Regions from separate parts of the Mus musculus genome. Here region 1 is linked to region 2. Evidence: chromatin loops called from intact Hi-C (ENCODE). Cell type or tissue: gastrocnemius. All regions are shown on one strand. Each heading gives the region's core, and the rest is flanking DNA. Links, peaks and the distances in the headings are about the cores only.

Region 1 (12,794 bases), core at 2,428-10,427, 260 kb after region 2:
GGCGTGCGCCACCGCGCCCGGCTAGAGGGTATTTCTTGCTTTGTATAGTGCATAAGGAAGTAGGGTCACTCACTCAGCACCAGTTTCCAGGGTTACTTTCGTTAAGGCCTTCTGTCTTAGTCAGGGTTTCTATTCCTGCACAAACATCATGACCAAGAAGCAAGTTGGGGAGGAAAGGGTTTATTCAGCTTACATTTCCACATTGCTGTTCATCACCAAGGAACTCAGGACTGGAACTCAAGCAGGTCAGGAAGCAGGAGCTGATGCAGAGGCCATGGAGGGATGTTCTTTACTGGCTTGCTTCCCTGGCTTGCTCAGCCTGCTCTCTTATAGAAACAAGACTACCAGCCCATAGATGGTCCCACCCACAAGGGGCCTTTCCCCCTTGATCACTAATTGAGAAAATGCCTTACAGTTGGATCCCATGGAGGCATTTCCTCAACTGAAGCTCCTTTCTCTGTGATAACCCCAGCTGTGTCAAGTTGACACAAAACTAGCCAGTACACCTTCTTTAAGGCCTGGTTCATTCTCTCTACCTGTCCTGAGCTCCGGGGGGATAATTTGCACACTGAAGCTTCCCTTCCATCTCCATAATGGTAACACGTGACTGTGTTACCTGAGAGATGAAGGCCAGTCCATTGTCAGAGCCCAGCAGTGTGGGTAGCCCATACCTGGGAATGATTTCTTCCAATAACTTCTTAGCCACCCTGTTGGCAGTTTCTTTCTTGGTGGGGAGTGCCTCCCCTCAGGCTGAAAAGGTATCTACAAGAACTAGGAGATATTTGTATGCATACAGACCTAATTTGCTTTCTGTGTAGTCTATTTCCCAGTTGGTACCTGGCCTCTGTCCCAGTAGCCTGGCTCCTTGATTACCCTGTCCCTCAGCTAAGGGGTTCACTGCCTTACAGTCAGGACAGCGAGAAATTACCTCCTCCAGCAATGGTCCCAAGTGGAAGATTTGTAGTCAGAATTTCTCAGCAAAATGTGGAGGCCCAGATCCTTATTTTTGTGCATCATGGGGATTCAAATCCACAGAAACTAGTGGCTAGACTCTCCTAGTAAAAACAGACTTTATCATAGTCCAAAGACATGGATCTGCCTCGATAGGATTGGATAGGGGACCATTATGGGGACACACCAATTTGGTGGACCCTGTGGGATGTCTCCTGCCCCCAGGTGGTAGATGTAAAAATCTGATAATTAAATTTACTGGATGGGCCACTGGTAAGACCTAGGGACTAAGGTTATATGTAACTGGCTACGACCCAGGAGTGTTACTCACAATCCAACCCTTCACTCAATGGGTCCAATTCAAGAAAGAAACACCAATAGGCCCAAATCCAGCTCTACTCCGCCTTGAGGTACCACCTTAAGAGGTAAGGTCTACTAAGGATCCAGCATGGGACCTGGAGGAACTCCAAATCAGTCCATAGTCCCTACAACTCAGGGGCTACAACCCCAATTTTAGCCTTGGGGCCTGCTTTGGGCCACTTCTTAGGTACTGAATGGCTCTAGGCCAGAACTTATACTGATTGTTGGCCTTGCTTAGATGCATAATGTCCCTAGTATGAGGGCATAGCCATCCCTGGAAACTATACCACCTCCACTGACAGCAAAAACAGTGGATGGTAGTACCCAGGTAATGGGATACTAACCTTAGAACTAGTCAAGGAAAATGGACTTTGTGTCACAAAAGGATTGAAATTCCCCCATACCCATATGCACGTATGTAATATCACCCAGGAGGTCCCCAGAGAAGAAACTTATCTCATACCTCCCAGTAATACCTGGTGAGCCTGCTCTACCAGATTGACCCCTTGCATTCACAAACAGACCTTCAACTGCACTAATGGGTTCTGTGTACTTGTCCCACTAGTCCTAGGATCCTGTTACTCAGACAAGGAGATGAGCACCGAGTCACCCTACTCACAGCCACTGGTATAAAATGAGCTGCCCTCGATGCGATCTTAGGACTTGGCATGGTTGGCCCAGCAGGAGTGGATACTTCAGCTCTCATCCTTCAAGACCAAGATGATAAAGCCTCAAGTTCTACCATAAATGCTGATTTGTCTGAATTAGAAACGTCTATATCCTATCCAGAAGCCTCTTTAACCTTCTTGGCTGCGGCAGCTCTACAAAATCGGTGAGGACTGAGCCTCCTGTGCCCGGCATTGGGAGAACCATGCAGTTTCTATGCCAACCATTCAGAGGTCATAAGAGAATCAATGTCTTTGGTGCATAAAAGGTTACAAGACAGAAAGGAAGACAACAATCCCAGAGCTGGTATGAGTCCTTCAACTGGTCTCTATGGCTCCTAACACTTGTTTCAACTTTAGCCGAACCCTTGATCTAATACTTGCCCTGGCATGCGGGCCCTGCATTATTCATGCCCTAATAAGATTTGCTAAGGAAAGGAACGAGTTTCCACCGTTCAGCTCATGTTCCTAAAGTTCCAATACCAGCCCTTAGACACCAGGCAAGAATTGGAAATGCACCCTTACTCAAGGGGAGGATGAGAGTACCTAACTCACTCCATCTTAACATAGGCAGCCTTAAGCTTCAATTTCCCAGGACAGCCAGGGCTTCTTGGAAAAACTGCAGAAAAGGGGCGGCCAATCAGCAGCTGCCTCGACATCTGCCCAGGAGCTTATAACAGATATGGAAAAATCCCCTTTAAGGTAACCCTCTCCCCGTCAAGATATGAACCAACCAGAAGTATAGAAGTATCCCATACCATAAACTCAATCAGTCCTGAGGAAAGTGACCCAACTGCAACTGGAGACCCCCTCCAACTGGTTTTAAAAGGGGCCTGTGAGTTTCCTTCATGGTCAACATTTTGCTTGGATGGCTGGCCCCTGCATGCTGTTTCTGCAAAATAAACACTCTATTCAAGTCTAGTGTCTTCTTTCAGCAATTCTTGGGTCCTTACAGTTTCTCTGGCTTTAAGGACTTCACTGTTTCTTACGACATAACATAAGCCAGATGAGCACTAAACAGTGGGACAGGTGCATCAGAAATTGGAAGAAAGTGATTTACTCAGTTCTGGAGGGTATGTAAGAGAAACGTGAGAGACCATGAGGCAAGAGAAGATGAAGAACCAGGGTGTATTGTAGCTCATGGTTAGACCACTTACTCTCTCTCTAGGTCCAATTCCCAGTACCTCAAAATAAAAATAATAAACATGAAAATTAGTTAGAATACACAGAGGTGGAGAGGTGACTAAGAGCACTTGCTGTTCTTCCAGGCCCTGGACTTAATTCCTAGCATCCATATGGACGCTCCAGTTCCAGGGGATCTGGTGCCCTCTTCTGGCAGACATACACACAGGCCAAAGATCCATATACAAAATAAATGGATTACAGACTATACAAAGGGCAGGCAGGGTTCAGAGCACCATAGAGGAGACTGAATCCTACAAGTAAAGTGAGGAGGAGCAGAACATATAACCAAGGAGAGAATAAAACACGGCAGCACTGCTCAGAGGGAGCTACAAACTGGATCTTTGTCTGCTGGATTTGGCCACCAGATCCATGGACAAGCAGTCTCACAATGGCAGGGGATATCCAGCCAGCAGGGCTACGGAGAGAGGGAGATGTGAGTAGGTTTTCGGTCTCCTGACTGCTGTTGTGAAGTTTCCTGGAGTACTACTTTGTTGGCTTGCTTCATCCTAAGACAGCCAGGAGAACTTCCAGGCACGTTTGAGGCCCAGTTCTTATGTAACTACTTTTTGGAAGAAGCACAGGACCAGGAGATTTTCAAGGAGTCCTAAAGGCACTAAGATCCTTCCTCTGCTTCCGGCTATGACATATGCTGACGTGACACGCGTGTACACTGAGGCAGCTGCTTCTGGTTAGCTTACCTTTCCCTATCCACCATTCCCCCACCCCCTTTGTCAAAAAAGGAAGCCACTTGGATTACAGGATTGGGAAATTATTCTGGAAAGGAAATCTGGCAGACATTCTCCTCTTCTCCCTTCTTGCCGGGCTCTGAAACCAGGCCAGGAGAGAACAGTATAGTTTGCAAAAATGAAGTAAGAAATTCCTAAAGAGCTTGAATGTGAACTGGTTTTAGAGTGGCAGAGGTTTATGAACGGGGTTAGAGTCAAGCACAACTATACTACAAATCAGGAAATGGCGATCTTTACAAAAAGTATTAAGAGCATGCATGCAGGATGCAGGATGCAGGATGCAGGATGCAGGACGCAGACCTAGTTCCTCTCCTAGCTTTACTCTCAATTCAGGCAACATACAAATGCATCAACTCTACACTGGGCAAATGCTGGAACAATTCCCATTTTTTCTTAAAGATTTCTTTTTCTATCTGTGTCTGGGTATAGTACATGAAGGTCAGGATAGGACATTAAATTCCCCAACGCTCAGTTACAGGAATTCAATGTTCTCTGCAACAACAACAAACCTCATTAACTAGTGAGTGAAGTTAATCAATAGTAACTCCAGCCCTCAAACTAATAGCGGTTTAAAAAAAAAATAACTAAATAATCAGAAATAAGATATGCTAATTGTTTTTGAAGCTTGAGCCAGTCCTGATAGCCATAATCCCAGCATTTAATAGGCTAAGAAAGAGCCAGGTGTGGTAGCGCACACCTTTAATCCCAGCATTTGGGAGACAGAGGCAGGCGGATTTCTGTGTTCGAGGCTAGCCTGGTCTACAGAGTGAGTTCCAGGACAGCCAGGGCTACACAGAGAAACCCTGTCTCGAAAAAACCAAAAAGAGGCTGAGAAAGGAAAACTGCAGATTTGAGGTGAACCTGAGTAGACTACACAGCAAAACACAACTTTAAAAATGGCATTCCATGCCGGGCGTGGTGGCGCACGCCTTTAATCCCAGCACTCGGGAGGCAGAGGCAGGCGGATTTCTGAGTTCAAGGCCAGCCTGGTCTACAAAGTGAGTTCCAGAGCAGCCAGGGCTATACAGAGAAACCCTGACTCGAAAAACAAACAAACAAACAAACAAACAAACAAACAAACAAACAAAAACAAAGAACAAAAATGGCATTCCATTTGTGAAAGGCTCAATTTGTGGTCGTAAATTTTCTATTACAGTAGCACACTTAAAGTCACACTTCTCAGAAATTATGCCTTTTAGTAGAGTATAGCTATAGCTCTCAGAAATACTTTTCACAGTAATAAGCCATTCAAAGAGCTGTTATGTGTTTGATGTGAACTCCATGCAGCTGTGCACGTCAAACAGGATCAGTGTGAAGACATACACCTAACTTCAAGCACACACTCTTCTGGGATGCATATCATAGGCAAAAAAGAGAACACTGTCCTCAGAAGTGAAATGGCAGACATCTCCTGAGCCACCCCAGGTGACTACTAATGGTGACATGGTTTCTCAAGTGGAATCTCTCTTAGCCTCCACCATACTTACAAAACAGTGATGTCATCTACCAATAGACCTCAAACCAATGTGAGATAAAGAAAAAAACTTAATGCATTAAAAACACAGCACACAGGCTGGCAAGATGGCTCAGCGGGTAAGAGCACTGACTGCTCTTCCGAAGGTTTTGAGTTCAAATCCCAGCAACCATATGGTGGCTCACTACGACCCGTAATGAAATCTCATTCCCTCTTCTGGTGTGTCTGAAGGCAGCAACAGTGTACTTATCTACAATAATAAATAAATCTTTGGGCCAGAGTGAGCAGAGGTCCTAAATTCAATTCCCAACAACCATATGGTGTCTCACTACCACCCGTAATGAAATCTCATGCCCTCTTCTGGTGTGTCTGAAGGCAGCAACAGTGTACTTATCTACAATAATAAATAAATCTTTGGGCCAGAGTGAGCAGAGGTCCTAAATTCAATTCCCAACAACCACATGAAGGCTCACAACCATTTGTATAGCTACAGTGTACCCATATACATAAAATAAATAAATAAAATCTTTAAAAAAAACCCACAGCACACAAAAGTAGTTTTCATTTTGAAAAGAAATTATGCAACTTTTTATAAGCTGTATAAATTGTAGCAAAAAGTTGGGGACAGTGGTTTATTTAGGTTAAAAATATTTATTACAAGCAGATTCCCCGTTTCCCATATTAAAAAGAAACTAAGGCCTGGTTAGATCCATTTCTAAACCCATTATCTAATAAAGTACTACACTAAGGGAAAGAGACTGAGAAAGTTAACACTGGGAAAGAACAGAAACCAAAAAAAAAAGTCAAATTGATCCTTAACAGTTTAGTTTTTAATTAAGCACATAAAACTATATTACTTAATATATTTCTCCATGAACTTCTTGTGAAATTCAGATCGCAGTGTATCATTTACAAATCGTTTGTCTTTCTTCTGGTCATCTATACCTTTTGCACAGTTCTTAAAAACGACATCATCATCCCATCTAAAGAGGAAAAACAAACAACAAATCTGTTATAGTTCATCAGGAGACAAGAACACAACAGACTATAAACCATCACAGATGCTCAACATGCTGTCACCAGACAGCAAAAGCAGCAGCATGCCTACTGTGTGGGGCTGTCACAGCAGGAGGGCATCCCCACTCAGAGCAGACACCACTTCTCCACTAGGAGCAAGTCAGTTACAAAGAAGACACACATAGATTGTGCTTAGGTAAAAGTGTGGTATTTTCAGATTTAAAACACAGAGGCAGGGCCACTTGTCCTGATCCAGACACCTTCAGACAGTAAGTGACCTGTTTACTGTGCTTTGTACAGTTTCATACATTCTCATCAGTTATATCTACCATGGCACACTTCATAATGCAAGGACGAACTACAGGAATGTAACAAGAAAGATTTATAGACCCATGGCTGCTGAAGTGTTCAGAGTAGAGCTCAGTTATATTTCAGAAAACATTAAACACACTCATCAGCAGGTGTTACGGGAAATACGTAGACCAGAGCTATGACCTTCTACATAAACATAAGCCCTTACATATAATAAAGACACTCAAAAACATGCATTAAACACAGCCCATGTAACATGCTTGCATGTGCTGGTGCATGACCACCAGGAGAAACTGCACAAGGGAAATGAGCAAAGCTATGCACACTTATGGAAACTATGTCAGTAAATTTGTCTTGATGCAGTACACACACTAAAAGCTGACCTGCTCAGTGTGACAGGGATACAAATGTTTTGTCTCATATGCAACATGTAATTGATAGCTTCTCTTCACTTCCTCGCTTGCTCCCAACACCCAAACTGCCCTGCCCCTCTGCAATGCTAAGATACAGTCCTCCCTTTCTGCACTTACATCACCATCCCTAGACCATCATCTCTCTCCTCTCCCAATACTCTGTGACTCTCTTGGCTGTCCTCTTCTCTGGCTGCTAAGTCTTAGCATAAGATTTTAAATTCAAATACTATGTATTATGCATTTACTATGCACTTATACTGGGCACTTCTCTAGTGCTGATACAATCTTTTGACTTCTCTCTGCCCACGCTGGCAACTCCCAGATGCATTATTTAATTTCTAGCTTAGACAAACTGCAGAGACACACAGGCTAGATTTACTTAAGAGATGTACAGAACACTCCAAACCTACAATGCCTCAAACCTGCTTCCTCTTTCACATTCAGCATAAGCCATACTCATCCTCATTCCTGCCTCGCAACTGCTCAGGTCAAATGAATAGAGACTGAGCTATGATAAATTGCTAGTTGTCAGCAACCATCTCCTTGACTGTACTATTGTCTTCAAGAATGTGGGTTAAAGTTTAGCTGCATAGGTCACTACAAGGGCTGTACTTTTCCTGTGATTGAGTAAAGAAGCCAATGGTTCTGGGATGAGAAAAGAGGCTGAAGACGGAGCTTTGTTCATGAAGGGTAGGTACTGAGTGAGTGAGCAGGAGAGTGGCAGGGCAGTGCTTCTTCATTGCCGTGTATGCAGAGATGAGGCAGTGGAGCTCCTCACACCCTCACACACACTACCCCTGCTCCTGTGAGGCATCCTCATCCGACATCGGTGTCCCTCTTCAGCTCTTTATTGTCCCCCTCTGCACACTGTACATGAGAGTTCCCTCTTGGGCCCCGACTCTAAGCGTAGCTTTGGTTAGTTAGCACTGGAAACCCGCACCTTCTCTCACCATCACTGTGCCTATAGTGCACAGGTTCCTACAGGACCACTCCCTTGAGACTCCTGAGTCTCAACTTTAGTTTCACTGTTTGGTGACCTCTTACAAGGAACAGGATTTTAAGGAAGCCTATATCTCTCCACCTTGTGACTTGGATGTATATCCATGAAGACTTACAACTGTATGATCTGTGTGTATCTTATAATATCAAACATGAATACCACCATACCAAGTCCCCTAAGTCCTTCTAGAATTGAATTGTGAGGGGTGGTCTTGGGGACCCCAACACTAACATCTCACGTAAAGCTTGGTAGCTACAGTCACTCTGGCTCTCTTATTTAGACAATCACTAAGCAGAGACTTGGCTATTATAAGTATGCATTAAAATGAAGTCTCCCACCTCTTTTCATCTTCCGTATTCTAAAATCTGATTGGGAAGGTTATCAACAGAAAGTGGGATCCTAGAAACTTTATAGAACACACGGAACACTAACCATGGTCACACACGTACACCAACCCATGACTTTTCGTACCTTCTTTTAACCTTGAAGTTGGCCTGAGGCTGGGACGGGCCAGTGAGGTTTAGGAGAGGGTTTCCACTCAGAATGTTTTCCATGCGAATTCTCTCTTCCTCTGCTTTTTGTTCTTGTTCCTGTCAATGACAGAGGAAGACACAAAGTTACTCTCTCCAGGTCAGCTGACCAATATTAGCCCACAATGAACTCATCTGGTACAGGGAGAAAAGATACTTTTCCTTTTTTTCTGTTTAATGACAGGGTCTCCAGCAACCCAAGCTGGCACGGGACTCGCTAGGTAGCAGAGGATGACCTTGACCTTCTGAGTGCATGGTAGGTGTGCAGGCCCCCATTTGCAGTGATAGGGATGGGGTGGTGCAAGGCCTGCTACAAAGCACTTTACCACTGACCCACTCCTCTTTTTGATTCTTAGTAAATGCCAGGAAAATCTTACTAATAAAACTTAAGCACGTTGCCATTTTTATCCCATCCTTGCCAATAGTCATTGGCCTCTCTAAACTGTGAGAAGCTGAGATGCTAGCAAGGTTGTTGTCTCACTTTTTAAGGGGCTACAGACAACATAATTCAATTTTGAGTTACAAACCATGTTAAGTTTCCATCTCTAGGATGAATTAGTTATTAACTAGGGAGTAATTCCTAAGACAAGACAAACTGTCATGTAAAAGATGGTCACATTCTAATAATATGTACTTCAATTAATTTATATAAAATATCGTTTGTTCTTATGCTTTATTGTTAGCGATCTATACCTTTCTTATATACTTTCTTCACTGTTACAATACTGTCTATATTTTTAAAAAGTATTTCTGTATATATTTAGCGTGTGTGCATGCATGCATATGGGTACCACAGTACAACGGAGGTCAGGGGACAACCTGCAGAAATCCATTCTCTCATCATGTAGGTTCCCTGCTAGGCCATCTTGCCCATTCTCCATTTGTTTTAAAGACACAAATTTTCAATGCTAGTTTGGTTTGGCCTTCAACTTGTGATTTTCCTGCCTTAGCCAATGAGTGTCAGGATCAGAGGTGTGAGTCACCATTTCTAGATCACTTTCTTCACTACTATTGTAACATAAATTTCTTCAAACTCAAATCACTCCATTTCATTTTAAGAATTAGAAACACAAAATTTCTAAAATTCTTACCTGTAATTTTTGTAGTTATCTGTTAACATAACTTAAATCAAACATCAATCACACTTTGCTGTGCTTTGGGGATGACAGAAATCGATGACATAATAGATGAAGAGTCTCTCTAGAAGTCACTTTAAAATGAATCTTATTTTCCATATAGGTTCCTGATACTTCATTTTAATATGCAAATGTGAACAATGGATCTCACTTTTACCAGCACAAACAACTGGTAGGTGAAAAGTATGTCACTCTTGGGGAAAACCTTTTAGGCTACTGCAGAGATCTTAAAGTCAGGAACTTTGTATTACAATTAGGATCAGACAGCTTTCTGAAAACCGATAGGGGGGTAGGGAAGGAAGCAGTGAGGTGGCTCAGCACACAGCGGTGCTTGTCAGTAAGCCACATAGCCTGAATTCAGTTGCCAAACCATGGAAGGAAAACTGAGTCTTCAAACTTGTCCTCTGATCTCCATATATGCATGCATCTATCCCGGAATCCAGCAAAATAAATATAATGTAAAAAACAGACCTTCTCCAAAGATGCCACAAAACCAGGAGCAGGCTTACTCACACTTAAGACACAGCACTGGGAAGAAAAGCCAACCCTTCCCCACTCGGTTACCAGGCTTGGAGGCTAATGTCAGATAGCCTGTGGGCCAAACTCACACTCCCAGCCCCACACTTGCGAAGTAGACTTTTGCGAATATGGCATCCTATTGATATAGGCACTGTGTCCACTACTGCTCTGGAGTGGCAGTAGAGCAGACCTAGTACAGCTTTACCAACCTCTGCTTACCGTTCTCATTTCCAATGTTTTTTAAACGTTTATTTTATGTGGTATTTTGACTGCAGGTAGGTCTATACATCACACACACTCTTGGTGACTGAGGAGACCAGAAAGAAGCGTTAGGTCCCAGAGAACTGGAGTTACACATGGCTGTGAGCCACCATGTAGGTGCCGGGAATTGAACCTGGGTCCTCTGCAAGAGCAGCCAGTGCTCTTAATGACTGAGCCATCTCTCTAGCGCTTACCATGCAAATTATAGTTCATTTCATTGCATATGAGGATTATTGAAACAGTCCAAACTTTTTCCAACCTCTCTACTTTTGCCAAAAGAAATCAATCCTGCACACAGGAAGGAACTCCATGAATCTTTTAGAACAAAGCCCTCACGTCCTCAGCACTTCTCTATAAACCTGATACTCTATGCCCTCTACATTCTTGAGGCAGTCTCACTCTGTAGCTCAGGCTGGCCTCAAACTACAAAACCTGCCTGAGCTTTCTTTGAGTTCAATGTTATTTTTTCCTCATTGTGTAGGTGAAGAGACTGTGGATATGCAAACAAGTTAGGTGACTTGCCCTGGACTATACAGATCTCACTAATTTGTTCTGAGACACAAATGTCTCAAAGAAGGCAGGAGACAAGAAGAGAATCTCTATAAACCACGTAGACCAGCGGTTCTCAATCATGGATCATGACTCCTTAGGGGTCAAATAACCCTTTCATAGGAGTTGCCTATGATGACTGGAAAACACAGACATGTGCATTATGATTCATAACTAGTGAAATTTCAGTTATGAAGTACCAACTAATTAATTTTAAGGTTGGGGTCACCATAACATGAGGAACTATATTAAAGGATTGTAGCCTTAGGCAGGCTGAGAACCACTGCTGTAGACTATCTTTAATTCTGGCATTTAATTAGAAAATCAAACATTTATTCATTTGCTTTTAAACAAGCTGAGCATGATAGTTCTATCTGAACTATCTGAAAGAAATTTCCTACGTAATTAGGGGACCGAGAATGCCATTATAAGAAGACAGATCCCCAGGTGTTCCAACATTTAGACATGACAGAACTTGATGGTGTGGTATGAACGCCAACACTACCTTCCTGGCCTGCTCTTCAGCTCTTTCCTTCTTGATCTTTTCTAGCTCTGCGAGAAGAGCTGCAGTATCATCGTCATCGCTCTCCTCTTCAAAATCTTCATCTTCCTCCTGGGACAAGTCAAGGTGACCCGAGATATCAGAAAGAAAATATACATTATTCACCTTTCTCATAGAAACTGTACTTACGACGTCTTTGAAAAAAAATTTTCCTAAAGGGAAAAGTACTCAAATATCATAATTAAAACCAATAACCATTAGAAATATAATAAATAAAGCCCAACAACAAATTATGAATGCTTACGAAAATGTCAACCCCTGATAAAGTACCTTTCGTATTTACATGGTCAAAAAGGATTTTCACATGGTACCAATGGAAAACAAGTACACTTCACAATAAAACACGGTACTATGTTCACTGTCTCACCCTGAAGAGCTAACGTAGTTTCATGTAGCTCAAAATGACTAAGTTAGCAAGAGCAACTGCAAAAAGGGGTGCTAAGATTCCAACAGAAATATTTGGAATGAACAACTGAATTTCACTTACTGTAAGACTTCTCATTTTAATAACTATCAGTCAGTTCTAACTGTTGACACATATACGCAATTAGATGCTACTCAAGGAAGGTCACTCATGCCTGCTCAGTTGCAGTCGGAAGTCAGGTGTAGTCGACTACTCAGAAGGTTGAGGTACGAGGCAGGAAGGCTGTGATTAGTAGACCAGCCTGAGCTACATACAACTGAAAAGGCAGTTGTGTCCCAGTGACTGTTTATGCTCTATCCGCTTAGACTACTTACCTCTCTAATCACTAAGGGGCCTATGAGCACTAGGTGTCTAACAGAGCATCAAATCAAAGGGAAATAAAGGGCAGTATCAAGTACAATGCTCAATGGTGCTGTTCAGAGGGCACTCATCCTGACAGTGTTCCGTGTGGTTAAAGCAAGGCAGCTTAACCTCCCGCACCACTGATAATGCTGTCAGGGGTGGGCATAGCCGCTTTCACAAACTGCTTCCACATAGCCCCCCAGATGAAACCTGTCCTAACAGTGTTTGACATAGAATACTTCCTGTTTTAAAGTTGAGGTCAGTGATATATTTCCATAACATAAAGCCAAAATGTATTAAAGTTTTTTTAGGAAAATATGATATGGTGGGCCTAATGGCAGAGGCCCA
Region 2 (12,794 bases), core at 2,186-10,185:
CACCCACATATATCAGATTTTGTTAAATGTGTGTAAATGTCATATATATGATTTTTATCAGAACAATATTGGATTGTCTCTTGAAAGCTAATGAATTGGATTTCATGGCAATCTCAGAAATTACAATAACTGAACAGATCTGGGGCTTGAACGTGCCTGTCTTCCTAAGTAGCTCTAGTACAAGGGCTTTGGCAGGAAATGGAAGACAGCAGTCTTTTAAGTCTGTCCAAGAAAGTAATACAAATGATAGGAATAGTTGATAGAAGTGACAGAGTCTGGACACATCTCAGGAGACTGTTAAGGCTGCATAGTTAAGTTACCTGAGAGTCAAGGAGCCTTTGGCTCTATTCCTATTTGGAAATGACTATGTCCCTGCCTTTGTTACCAGCCTTAACAGTCTTTCCGTGTGAGTATCAGACCAATGAAGCCTCTGTATTTAAAATGTCTGATTTTGGCTTTTAAGTATTGTTGAGGCCGGCCAGTGGCTCACATGTCCGGGTTCGAGCCTGGAAGGCATCTTGGAATCTGGAAGAAAAGAGGGAATCTAGGCGACGAGAGAAAGAATGGAACCAAAACAAATAGTCTGATCAAGGTTCAACTTTAATGTCCGGGAACACGCTTTATAAAGAAGAGGGGAGGCCCATTCCCAGTCACCCAAAGTTCCTTTGAAGTAGTCAGATCAACCTTTTAGTAGGAACTAGCGAAGATCACAGTTCGATCACAGTTCCTTGCTAACTCCGGAAAATCTCGGAGAACCGGTTCGGCCTCGGGCAGGTTCGGCCTCAGGCAGGTAGTGGCACAACAAAGGAGAGGGATGAGAAGCAGCACAGCAGGTGGCTCCGTCTCAGTGGCCGGATGGTCTGAGGCCAGCCTAGCTAGGTTGAAAGGAGGTAACAAAGTATAGGGTTCCGAGTAACCCAAACTGGCCATCTAGCCAAGGATGAAGACCTGATCCTACCTCTACACTTTCCTTTTTCCTAATAGGGAGCTGACCTGACTACTCTTCAGAGAACAATAAGCATATAGGAGTCCATTTCCCAGATGTCTATTCTGCCTTGTTTGCTTCCTTAATTTTTCTTTTAACATTTATGAGATGCATGTCCACATAAGGCCCTCACTTTGACTTGTGTTACATAACTGTACTTTCCAGCTTACACAGGCCAAGTAGCTCAGTCTATGAGCAAAGTTTTCTTCAATCATGAGGAATTATTACGAAGAATAATTTTTAACATCTTCAGTAATTAAAAATCATTATCTTGATTTATATGGTTTATATGCTTGAGGTAGAAGTAATGTGTTACTGTTTTAATGGAAAGAATTTATAGGCCCACTAGTTGGCATTGCCTTTATAAAGTCTGACATTTCTCCAGAGAACTTTCTGGCCTACAACCTATCACACTGATGTGATTTGTGGAGTCTCTTCTAGAAACCTGAGAGCATTAGTTCTATTTGATGGCATCTCGCTGCTGAAAGAAAGAAGGAAAAAAAGCTCAGAGGCTGTCTGTGGTTTAGGCCTCTTACCAAAATCAAGTCTCAGATTGACTCATTTACACACACACACACACGCACACACACACACACACAGCTGGTTTATAGACAGTCTAACAGGTAGATTACAAGTCCCCTCACCTGCCTGAAGTGGCCCTAGGAACAATGGAGCTGGCTCTTCTGCACTATGATCCTATGAGCCCTCCACTCCTCCATGCTGCCTTTCTCTAGTTAGGGGATAGCATAACCCTGTAAGATTCCTGATGCATGTATAAGACAGCATTTTCTCTACATTAACTTGAGATCTGTGTTGTCCTAAACACAGAAAGGATTCAGTGTAGACAACTGATGGTTTTAACTCCTGAAATTTTTCCTTAAAACCCTCAAAATTTTACTTCTGAGAACCTAAGTAGAACATCTAAGTCAATTCTATTTACGTAGAAACAGCATTAACCACATTAAGTAGTTTTAAGAGTTTTTTTTTCCTAATAGCCACAACAAAGTGAGTGACATTAATTTTTTAAGATTTTGTAACACATCCTGATTTACACTAGCCACATGGGAATATACAACAGTAATCCCAATTAGTAATGGAGTGCTCACTGCACTCAGTCTAGTAGAACAGGCTATTTTCAGGCTAAGTAAGAGGCTCTGCCTCAAAATATAAGGTAGAGCATGACTGGGAAAGATACCCAAACTCACCCGCATGAATGAGGTCACATGCACACACACATAAATTAAAATTTAAAAAAAAATGAGACCATTCTTTTTGTCAAGACATTTTGTCATGGCAACAGAAATGAAATCAGGACAACCATCATATACTTAAAAATTATTAATCATCAATTCTACTTTAGACTTCTTATATTTAATTGATAGATTTATTTAAACATTCAAATACTGAGCTAGAACACAGGGTTAGACCTGCTCAATCCTAGGAATCATTTGGAAGAAACCATTCCCTACTAGGAATCATTTGGAAGAAACCATTCCCCACTCCTAAGTTTGGTCTTTAGCAAGTTCATCCCTTGAGTCAAATGATTTTTTTTTTTTTTTTAGATTTATTTATTTGTTATACGTAAGTACACTGTAGCTGTCTTCAGACACTCCAGAAGAGGGCATCAGATCTCATTACGGGTGGTTGTGAGCCACCATGTGGTTGCTGGGATTTGAACTTCGGACCTTCGGAAGAGCAGTCGGGTGCTCTTACCCACTGAGCCATCTCACCAGCCCGAGTCAAATGATTTTAGTTTTAGAAAATTCTAATTTCTATGATTCACAGGAGATCACAGCCACATTCTGATTTTCAGTCATTTGCACCAATAGAAACGTAAATTGTATTGCATTACTGAGTAAAGTTGCAATGGATTTCACACAGATTTGCCTTTTCAAAAAAAGGGGGGTGGTATTAGCCAACAATAACTGTATTGCTTGTTAGTCTGCCAATACACAAGACAAAGCCTGTTTTCTTTCATATTATCTTATGGTAGATTAAGGACAGAAATGTTGGGAGAAACTGTTTTTACATGTTTAGTGTATATATTTTGATATTTGTTTTTATTTTTTAATTGTATGCGTGTGTGAAGTTATGTGCATGAGAGTTTAAGTGCCCAAAGAGGCCAGAAGAAGCCAGAAGAATGCATCAGATCCCCTGGAGTTAAGGGCAGTTGTGACCTGCTGACTGATGTGGGTGCTGGTCCTCTGCAAGATCAGTATGTATTCTTAATGCCTGAGCTATGTCTCTCAGCCCAGCACTTCAAAAGACACACCATCTTAAATGTGGTGATTTACACTCAAATGTGTTTGGCAGTATTCCACATAGCCATGTGTGATATATGCATTTTAGGTAGGCCACAATTGTGTTATTTTGATCTCTTCTCCCATATAAAATTCCATGCTATTTTCTCCTACATAAAAAATTTCCCTTTTGTTGTCGTCGTGGGAAGAACATTTATTGTAAGTCTTCCCTCTTAAAATGATAAGTACAGAGAACAGTGAACCCACAGACACAGTGACGCCCCGCAGACATGTAGAACTTAGACACTTTCATAACTAAGACACTGTGGCCAATGAACACCTCCTCCTCATTTCCTTCTGTGTCCTACCCTGGAAAACACATTTCTACTCCACACCAATGAGCTTACTTGTTTCAACAACCTCATATAAGTACATGTATTAGTCAGGGTTCTCTAGAGTCCCAGAACTTATAGATAGTGTCTATATAGTAAAGGAATTTATTGATGACTTGCAGTCTGCAGTCCAATTCCCAACAATGGTTCAGTAGTAGCTGTGAATGGAAGTCCAAGGATCTAGCAGTTACTCAGTCCCACACAGCAAGCAGGGGAAGGAGTGAGAGTGAGATTCCCCTCTTCCAATGTCTTTATATGGACTCCAGCAGAAGGTGTAGCCCAGATTAAAGGTGTGTACCACCACATCTTTAATCCCAGATGACCTTGAACTCAGTGATCTCCCTGTCTTAATCTTCTGGAATCCATAGCCACTATGCCTCAAGATCTTCATACCAAGATCCAGGTCAGAAACTTCTATATCCCAGCCTCCAGATTAGGGTCACTGGTGAGCCTTCCAATTCTGGATTGTAGTTCATTCCAAATATAGTCAAGTTGACAACCAGGAATAGCCACTACGGTACAATTACACAATAAGAAGCAAATCTCACTTTGGAGCATAAAAATACAAATAGGCAAAAGTCTCTGAAAAATGGCTGGTAACTTACACTACCTTGTTTCAAGACTAGATGTGAAGTAGAGGAGTGGGGCAGTGGGTTACTAGGCGATGGTAGCAGTCAACAGATTAAATTTGAAACACATCCAGATACTGATAACTACTTGACTTATTTTTCTTGAAATGATTGTTCCTCTGGGGAGAAAACCCATTTATAGACAGAAAGACAAATCCCAGATTTGTTTAGTGACATGGACAATGGCCGGATTGCAGAATGGCTAGACAAGTCATCTTGTGGTTGGTTGGAACTTTCTACCTGTTGACTATGGGTGGTATTTAGGCAGGCGTGACTCTCAAAAATTTTTTTGCTGCCACAGTCCTTTGAGCAGAATATTGTTCTTTGCACAGAAAATATATTGCAACTACATTGATTTCTTTTAGTGGTTTTGCAGAACAGACTCACCTGATAGCCCAGGTTGGCTTGACTTCATGGTCTCCTGCTTCAGCCTACAGAGTTTTGGAATTACAGGTCTGGACCACTACACTCAGTTTCAGTGAAGATAATTTTTGAAGGTAGATATCCAGGAATAACTAATTTTATCCTCTTATTTTTTTTATAGCACATAGGAACACATAATGACCTCTTACCCAAATTCTAGGAAGTACATTTTCTTGGGGATCCTTTGAGATATTGCAAGTTATCAATAATTGCATGTTAAAAGTCATTGGAATTTTAAAATCCCAAGCAAGCCCTTATAAGGAGCAGCTTCTCCAATAACTTACAGACAAGGAAATAAAGCCAATTACCCCTTAATTTAATCCAACTGGAAACATTCAATAAATTTGAAATGATGGCTACTTACAAGAATGATTGGTTGGCTTTGAAAATAATTTAGGGCTGTAGGAATTGAGAGGAGATGCTGGAGTGAGTACAGAATCCACTTCTCTGAAGCAATATAGCACAGAGCACCCTGTTACTTACTTGTTATTCAAAACCTAAACCAATGGGTAAGAGTTCTTGAAACCTGTCCTAAATGTGAAGAATTAAGCTTACAATGTTAACTCCCTGGCAATGGGCAAAGGCGGCCCTTGGTGGTGGTGATGTTCTATGTCCGTCAAGGGCAGAACAGATCTTTGGTTTTTGTCTCCACCTGGTGTACATTTTGGTCAGTTTCATTTAATCACAAAGAGGAAAAATCTACTACCCTGGTTTGGTTTTTGTCTTTTGCTTGTTCTTTTTGTTTGTTTGTTTGTTTTTCCAGAATAAAAAAAATAGAAATAGCTAAAATAATATCTTATAGATTTTGCCAATAATTTATACACAAAAGAATTTGAAGTGGCATACACATATGGTGATTGAAAACTTTAAAAGGCAAAGCCATAGAAGAAAGAAGAAAATAAAGTACCTAAAGTAATGCAGTGACTACAACCAAAAAGTAAATAAGTTCCAAGTTTTTGCTGTTGGAGAAAAGAGGAAACAAGAACTGTGTAATTCTTTATTATTTGATCAAATATACCACACTGTTTTATTATTAAGTTTTCAGGTTAACTACAATATGCTTAATCTTTACCTTGTAGAGATATAACATACAGACACAAACTTAGAAACCTTGATGAACTATATACAAAATGAACAAAACTGTGTAGCTGCCTGCAAATCAAGGTGCAAAATACAGTTGGAATCCCCAAAGCCTGCTTTGCACACCCTCGGTATTGGTATTTCCACAACGCTAGCCACTAGCACACCCTCAGCTATAAAGCTAGCCACTATTCTTTCCTAAAGCTGTCCATTACTCTGACTTCATCATTAATTTCTGCTACACCACGGAATAATTTACTATGTACAACATCACATCTGTGGATCTCTCACATTTCTACATAAAGAAGGAGTTTGCTGCTTCTCATTATGGTATTCTAAGAACACAATAATGGATAGTTATATCTTAGTTCTAATTTTTCTGTGAGCCTTTGGGGCTCTGGTGAAAGGTGCCGCTGGGACCACTCTGGGGCACCTTTTGGGTGCATCTATTCCACAGTTCGTGTGTGTCTCATATGAGGACTGCAAAGTACTTACATTCTCTAGTAAAAGCAAAAACAAACAAAAAATCACTAGCTCTTCAAACTGGTTAACATTTACACTTTTGTTCCTGACAAGCTCTTACTATGTTGCCCCAGCTGGACAGAAACAACCCTCCTACCTAACCCTCTATGGCCAGCTTAGGTGATGCTCAACAGTAGGGAAGGAGAACCCAGTTGCTATGCGCCTTCCAACCCCTGTGACTGATGCTGGACTGTTTGCTGTTTGTTGGTTTAGCAAGCAACCACTCTAACACGTGGAAAGTAACAGCTCCTTGAAGACTGCATTCCATGGTCTGTTGAGTAACAGTTTGGGACAATGTCTCATGTGCTTGTCAGCTGTTTGGATCTCCTTTTTTGTCATGTATCCATCTGTCTATTTTTCTCCAATCTCTTGCTGAGTTGTATGCCCTCTTTACACTGATCTGTAGGAGTTCTTTATGTAATCTGGGTCCTCATTATTTGTTGGCCAATGTGTTTTGAGAAAATTTTCTTCCAGTCTGTGACTTGATTCCTCACACTCTTAATAGCTGACTTCAATCAAGAGACTCTCTTAATTTTTATGTTCTCTAACTTATCATTTTCTTATGGTTAATGCCTTTTGTTGTTTGTATAAGAAATTGTTCCTAACTTCAGGGTCATGCCATGTTCAATAGTTATCGCCTAGAAGTCTTGGTGCTTCACCTTTATGGCCATGATCCATCTTAATCTGCTTGTGGTGGTTTGAACTTGCTTGGCCTCTGGGGAGTGGTAATGTTAAGAGTGGCTTTGTTGGAGGAAGTGTGTCACTGTGTGTCACTGTGTGTCACTGTGTGTCACTGTGTGGGCTTTAGAGGGTTCCTCCCATGCTCAGGCTCCTCCCATTGCAGAAGAGGCCCTCCTCCTAGATGCCTGGAAGATAGTCTTCTCCTGACTGCCTTTGGATCAAGATGTAGAACTTTCAGCTCCTTCTCCAGCACCATGCCTAAATGCTGCCATGCTTCCTATTACGATGATAATGGACTCTCTGAGTCTGGAAGCCAGCCTCAATGAAGTGTTTGCCTTTACATGACTTACCTTGGTCATGGTGCCTCATAGCAATGGAAACCCTAAGACGCTGCTGTTTGAGTTTACTGTTCACTAGAAGTCAAGGTTCAAGTTTTTTCCAGATGAGCAACCACTTCATCTAATTCCACTGCTTAATAGTTTCTTCCCTCTATTATATCTGGTGCTCATATAGTTAGGTCAGTTTCTAGACGATTCTACTCCACTTATGTGGTTAAATGATTGCACATTTTACAGGAAATTATCAATCAAAAATGAAAGTGGTTGGCACTAGGGTACAGTAGACATATTGTGGAGGGTGTCTCCTGAATTTGTTTAATTGTTTTTTTTTTTTTTAAAAACCCTGTAGAATTATTTAACTTTATAAGATAATGCACATTTAATTTTTGTAAAATCTCAGTGCCACTTTTTTAATGACTGCAAAAAAGAGAGACGGAGGTAACCACTGCTTTGAACAAAATCTCGATTTTCAGACTCACATTTCCAATTCTGTGGGTTTGTCACCTGAAAAATCGGTGATTTTGTGAGCTGTCATAGACTATGGGTACGAAAATCCTTGTAAACTAACTACAGCTATTTAGTAACTTACAGCCCAAACTTGTGAATTTTCAACATGAATTGGTTGAGAATCATGTCCAAGTCTAGATGTGACTGGTAAAGCACTGTATGGAATGAGTGACTAGTGGGGAATTTCTGGTCCTGTTCCTGTGGCCCACCCTAACACTCACCCGGACGTGGTGACCAAATCTTTGAGGCTTCGGAGTCTTTGCTGAATCACGCATGTGACAGTTGTGTGGCCTCGGGCTCTTTTCCAAACCTTTGTGACTCTCAGCTATACAACTGAAGCATCTCTCTTGAGAAAGCTGGGGCCTTTCCGTGGGGTCTGTAGCTAAGGAATTAAGGCTCCTGCTAGCAGGTAGGCTGTTGCCTGCACCCAGGGCCTGTGGGAAATTGGCAGAGCCCTGGAGGCCCGGAGCATCTGCGGTCACTATGACAACCTCAGACGCCTTGCGTTCCAGAGCAGCCGGTGGCGGAGTTGAGAGGCCGTGGAGACCCCGGTGGCATGAGGCGGCAGGAGGCGCTGGCAGGGACAGCCTCAGAGGCGGGCCGCGAAGGGGAGCAGCCTAGGCCGGCAGGGCTGGGGTGCCGCACCCGTGCTGAGCCTGGTGGCCCCCAAGAGTCTCGCCAACAATGTGAGTTCAGCTTCACCTTCAAACCTTGGCAGTGGTGGGACCAGTGACAACAAGGCGGGGGAGGGGGGGAGACCCCAAAGTGGAGCTAGCTGGAGTACTTAAGGTTTCTGGGGGAGAACTGGAGAGCTGCTGTTTGCAGGTAAGAATAGTAGCAGAAAGCTACTGTGACAGCAGGGACAGACATGGAGGGATGGGGAACAGCTTAGGCCCTCAGGATCTCCTCGGGCCAACGTCTATGTAGGAGACTATCTTCCCTTCACCAAGAATTCCTGAGCCCAAGGGCTGGATATCATCCTCAACTGAGTTGAGTTGGTCGATAACAGCATTGCTTTTTAAAGGAACCATGAATACATTACCCCAGAGGTATGTATCTAATGGTGTTGGGGATAGAGCTTGGTGGTATACCACTTGTCTAGGACCTCCAGGACCTGGGTTCACTCCCTCCTACTTGTCTGAGATGCAGGGTAAGAACCACTCACCCCTCACAAGGCATCCTTCATTTCCCAGATCATAAAACCAAGGCGCAGAGCAGGGGGAAGGAGATGAAGTCAGCCAGGGCTGGCAAAATACTTAAAACCCTTCAACAATCACCTCCAGCAGTCCAAACCCCCAAATCACTACCTGGGTTAGAATTTCACATGCAATCTTTCTTATGTCCTCTGCCCATGGAATATGCAAACAATATTCAAATCAGTAAAGACTGTCTTGAGGCAGTTGTAACTATATTTCTAACAGGTTTGTAGCGTCCTGTACCTGATCCTTTAGCAGCTGGTGAGGGAGATGGATGAAAACACAGGGCCAAGGAGGAGTGCAAACAGCTTCCAGGGCTGCTCAGAGCCTCCTTGATTGCCTCTCTGGGGACTAACAGGAGCATCTGGCGGCTCCCGCTGCTTGCGCCCTCTTCTCTCTCTCTCTCTCTCTCTCTCTCTCTCTCTCTCTCTCTCTCTCTCTCTCTCTCTCTCTCTCTCTCTCGTGTGTGTATGTGTGTGTATGGTGTGCGCATGTATGAAGGCCAGAGGACAACTCCAGCTCTCTTTTCTCAGGTTTAAGTTTCACTGAGAAAATATGTACTACTGATCTTGAAGTTTTCGTGCAGGATAGGCTAGAATGGCTGGATGACTGGCTGTCTGGCCTGGGACTCCAGGGATCAATCTGCCACCACACCAGGCTTTTCTTATTATAAGACATAAATAATTATATTAGCCCACAGGCAACTGTGAAATAAACACAGGCAAAATGGTCAGGTGCATTATAAAAAATCAGCACCAATTGCTGTTAGAAGTCAAGAAGCCTGGCAACCCTTGTTGTAAAACAAACCCCCAGAGCGGCTCAGTTCTCAGCAGTTCTGGGCTTTGTCCTGCGCACAACTGCCTGCTGACCAACACTTAAATGTGCATGAGCAAGGGCACAGTATGTGCATTTCTTTTCCTCTTTCCTCTGTCTCCAGTCCCCCTCCCTCCTTCCCTAGCTCTTTCCTAAGGGAGGACTTTCCCCTCTCCAGCTTTTTGTCATTCTCACAAATCTCCTTCAGCAGTTTCCTGTGAATTCTCCTGTTGCCAACCTGCAGTCTGTCAAGAGACCTGCGCTTTGAGCAGGCAGCTCTTCTCTGTGATCCGTGTTATTTCTGCGATTCTCCAGAGAAAGCCTAAAGCCGTTAGTTTCAAGCAGTGCTGGCTCCTGCTCACATGACCAACCTAGGAAACAAAAACGAGAACCTTAAAGTGCCTGGTTGTAACTTTTCTGAGTCTGGGGACATATCTGAGTCCTTACCATCTGAAGTGGACCGGAGTCACGTCCGAGGCTCTTATCCTGTTTGGGCCAGTTTGTAGTCGGGACAAGTACACTCATGCTACCTGTTGGCTAACCTGGAATAAGAGGAGATGTCTGCCATGTCTTAGTGAGAGTAACATCAAATCTCAAATATGTAACAAATTTCCTTGCGTTCTTCTGGGGTTGAATTGTGACAGGAGCCCCTTGTTCTCTAGTGCTGACAGACATACCCAGCTGTAGCAGTGTGGTATCCAAGCATACATCTGCTTTCCACCTCTTATACCACTCTCCATTCAGCATCCAATCACTGAGACAGAAAGACTTCTGCCTTTATGAATTGATGGTGGTTTTAAAAAGACAGACACTAAATCCTCAGTTACACAATAATTGGATGCGGATATGCAAATGAAGAGACAATAAATGAAACAAAAGAGGAAAGAAAGGTTACAAGGCAAAAAAGACCGTTGTAGAGATGCTTCCCCAGGGAACTGATACTCAATAAAGCTGGCGCTTATAATTCGAGTGGCAGTTACTTAGGCAGAAGCTCAGAGAGAGACTGGTCATGCAAAGGTGAGATTAGAGGGGAGGGAGGACCAGGGTGGAAGACTGAGCATGGAGAAGCGTATAGGGAGGTGAATCTGAAGATTTGGCCCAGGCCAGGAAGCACACAGCTTCTTCTGCCCTCTTACGGTTCTGATCTCTGGGAAGAATAGAAAGAATGCAACAAGGTACTGAGCACAAACATTAGCCCTGGGCTGGAGCAACAGGGAGAGACGGGGCCATCCTCACAGGCCGGGGAAAGGTCCTAAGTCTTCGAGTGTGTGTGTGTGCGCGAGTGTGTTCACGTGCGCTTGTATGTGGGTGGCCACAGAGGCCAGAAGAGGCTTTGGATTTCCTAGAGCTGGAGTTCCGGGCTGCTGCAAGCCACCCTGTAGGTGCTAGAAACGGAATGCCAGTACTCTGAAGGAGTAGCAAGCGTTCTTAATTGATGAGTCAACAGGTGGAATCTTTAAAAGTGAACTCTAAAGATGCTGAGGTGAGGCTGGCGAGACTGGCCTAAAGCACTTGTTGTTGCAAGCATGAGAAGCTGAGCTCAAACCCAGCTAGACACAGTAGCATCCACCTGTAGTTCCATGCACCAGTGGTGAGATGGGAGGCTAGTGCATGAGAGTTCCTGAAAGAAGCTTTCAGAACATGCAGCCTGGCAATATGCAATGGCAGACAACAAAGAGAGAAGGGACCCTGTCTTAAAGGAGTGGAAGATGGAGGAGGACTGAACCTGAGTGTTCTCTCCTCTCCTCAGGCTCACTGGAGGATATGCATCACACACACACACACACACACACACACACACACACACACTGCATTCTACATCTGGACTGCAAGATCCAGGTACAGGTCTGTCTTACCCTTTACTTTGTCCTCATCCCTAAGCCAAACGTCAGGAACAGAGTAGGTCTTTAACCAGAATTCATTGCTGGGCACAATGATGCCCACAATGTAATCTCAACAGGTTCTCCAGCTGCCTGGGAGACACAGGAAGACCTTGCCACAAAACAAAGAAAAGCACAAGCCCTGAACGCTCCTGTTGATAAGCAAAACTTCACAAAGGCAACGAGAATGTTTCATATATTTCTTCACCATACTTACAGAGAATCCCGAAGCTTACCTCACACACTCAGGAATTACAGGAAAGGATGACTCCTCCAAATCAGAAGTTGTGATGAGAGAGATAATCCCAAGATAGAGCCTATGGGCAAGCAGACTTTTGGTTCTAAGGAATGACATACCATTTTTTAAATTTATTTATGTATTTATGTATTTATTTAATGTATATGACTACACCATTGCTATCTTCAGACACACCAGAAGAGGGTGTCAGATCTCATTAGAGATGGTTGTGAGCCACTATGTAGTTTCTGGGAGTTGAACTCAGGACGTTTGGAAGAGCAGTCGGTGCTCTTAACCGCTGAACCATCACTCCAGCCCTGACATACCATTAATACACACACACACACACACACACACACACACAATACAGTTTTCATATATGAATGATGGCTGGAAGGCAGAGTTGGTGATAAATCCATTGTCAATGTCTTTACAGGGAAAACATTTCTATACTGTGAACCGCATAAGAGAATCAAGGAGGTTTTGGAAGAAGAACTTTCAATCAAGAGAGATGAATGCCATGTGAAAAGCCCACCTACAGGTAATCTTGCCTCAAGGAAGTACGTTTGCTAAATGAATATGAAATTGTCTGTTTGATGACAGGCTGGTTATTTTATTTGTAATGAAACAATAACCACCAAAAGAAGTAAGTCCTGGGAAACCTTAGAATGCTTGTTTGGCCTGTGTCTGAATATACCTCCACATATAGAGGAAAATGAACTAAATCTTCAACACATGCTTTGCTGTCCACTCTTTTGGATACTTACTTCTGTTTAATCGTAAGTAGAACTCTTTCACATGCTTGGGACACACAGTAACATCTTCAGACTCATCTATATATATTTGCTCAATGTCAGGGGTTCCCACATG

Evidence for each region. Peaks named below come from ENCODE experiments on the same cell type or tissue, not always from the same donor. Only the 100,000 strongest peaks of a DNase experiment are listed, where the experiment ranks them.
Region 1: a loop joins it to region 2, with 5 times the contacts of the local background. A loop is called at or near these places in 11 of 42 quality-filtered maps.

What each region holds. Positions count from the first base shown.
Region 1 is chr9:14,503,770-14,516,563 of GRCm38, reverse strand. It overlaps Cwc15 (CWC15 spliceosome-associated protein), which reads right to left. Exons shown (of 7, transcript NM_023153.3): 5 at 11,624-11,731; 6 at 8,595-8,713; 7 at 5,944-6,364. The coding sequence ends at 6,235. Among named protein-coding and RNA genes, the nearest start is that of Cwc15, 9.5 kb to the right of the region's middle. In gastrocnemius, for the core only: a CTCF peak has its summit at 3,307 (motif pointing left); DNase peaks (open chromatin) are centred at 3,292 and 6,506.
Region 2 is chr9:14,766,528-14,779,321 of GRCm38, reverse strand. 1700012B09Rik (RIKEN cDNA 1700012B09 gene) reads left to right here and starts at 8,292. Exons shown (of 4, transcript NM_029306.3): 1 at 8,292-8,483; 2 at 12,361-12,465. The coding sequence starts at 8,354. In gastrocnemius, for the core only: a CTCF peak has its summit at 5,314 (motif pointing left); a DNase peak (open chromatin) is centred at 8,313.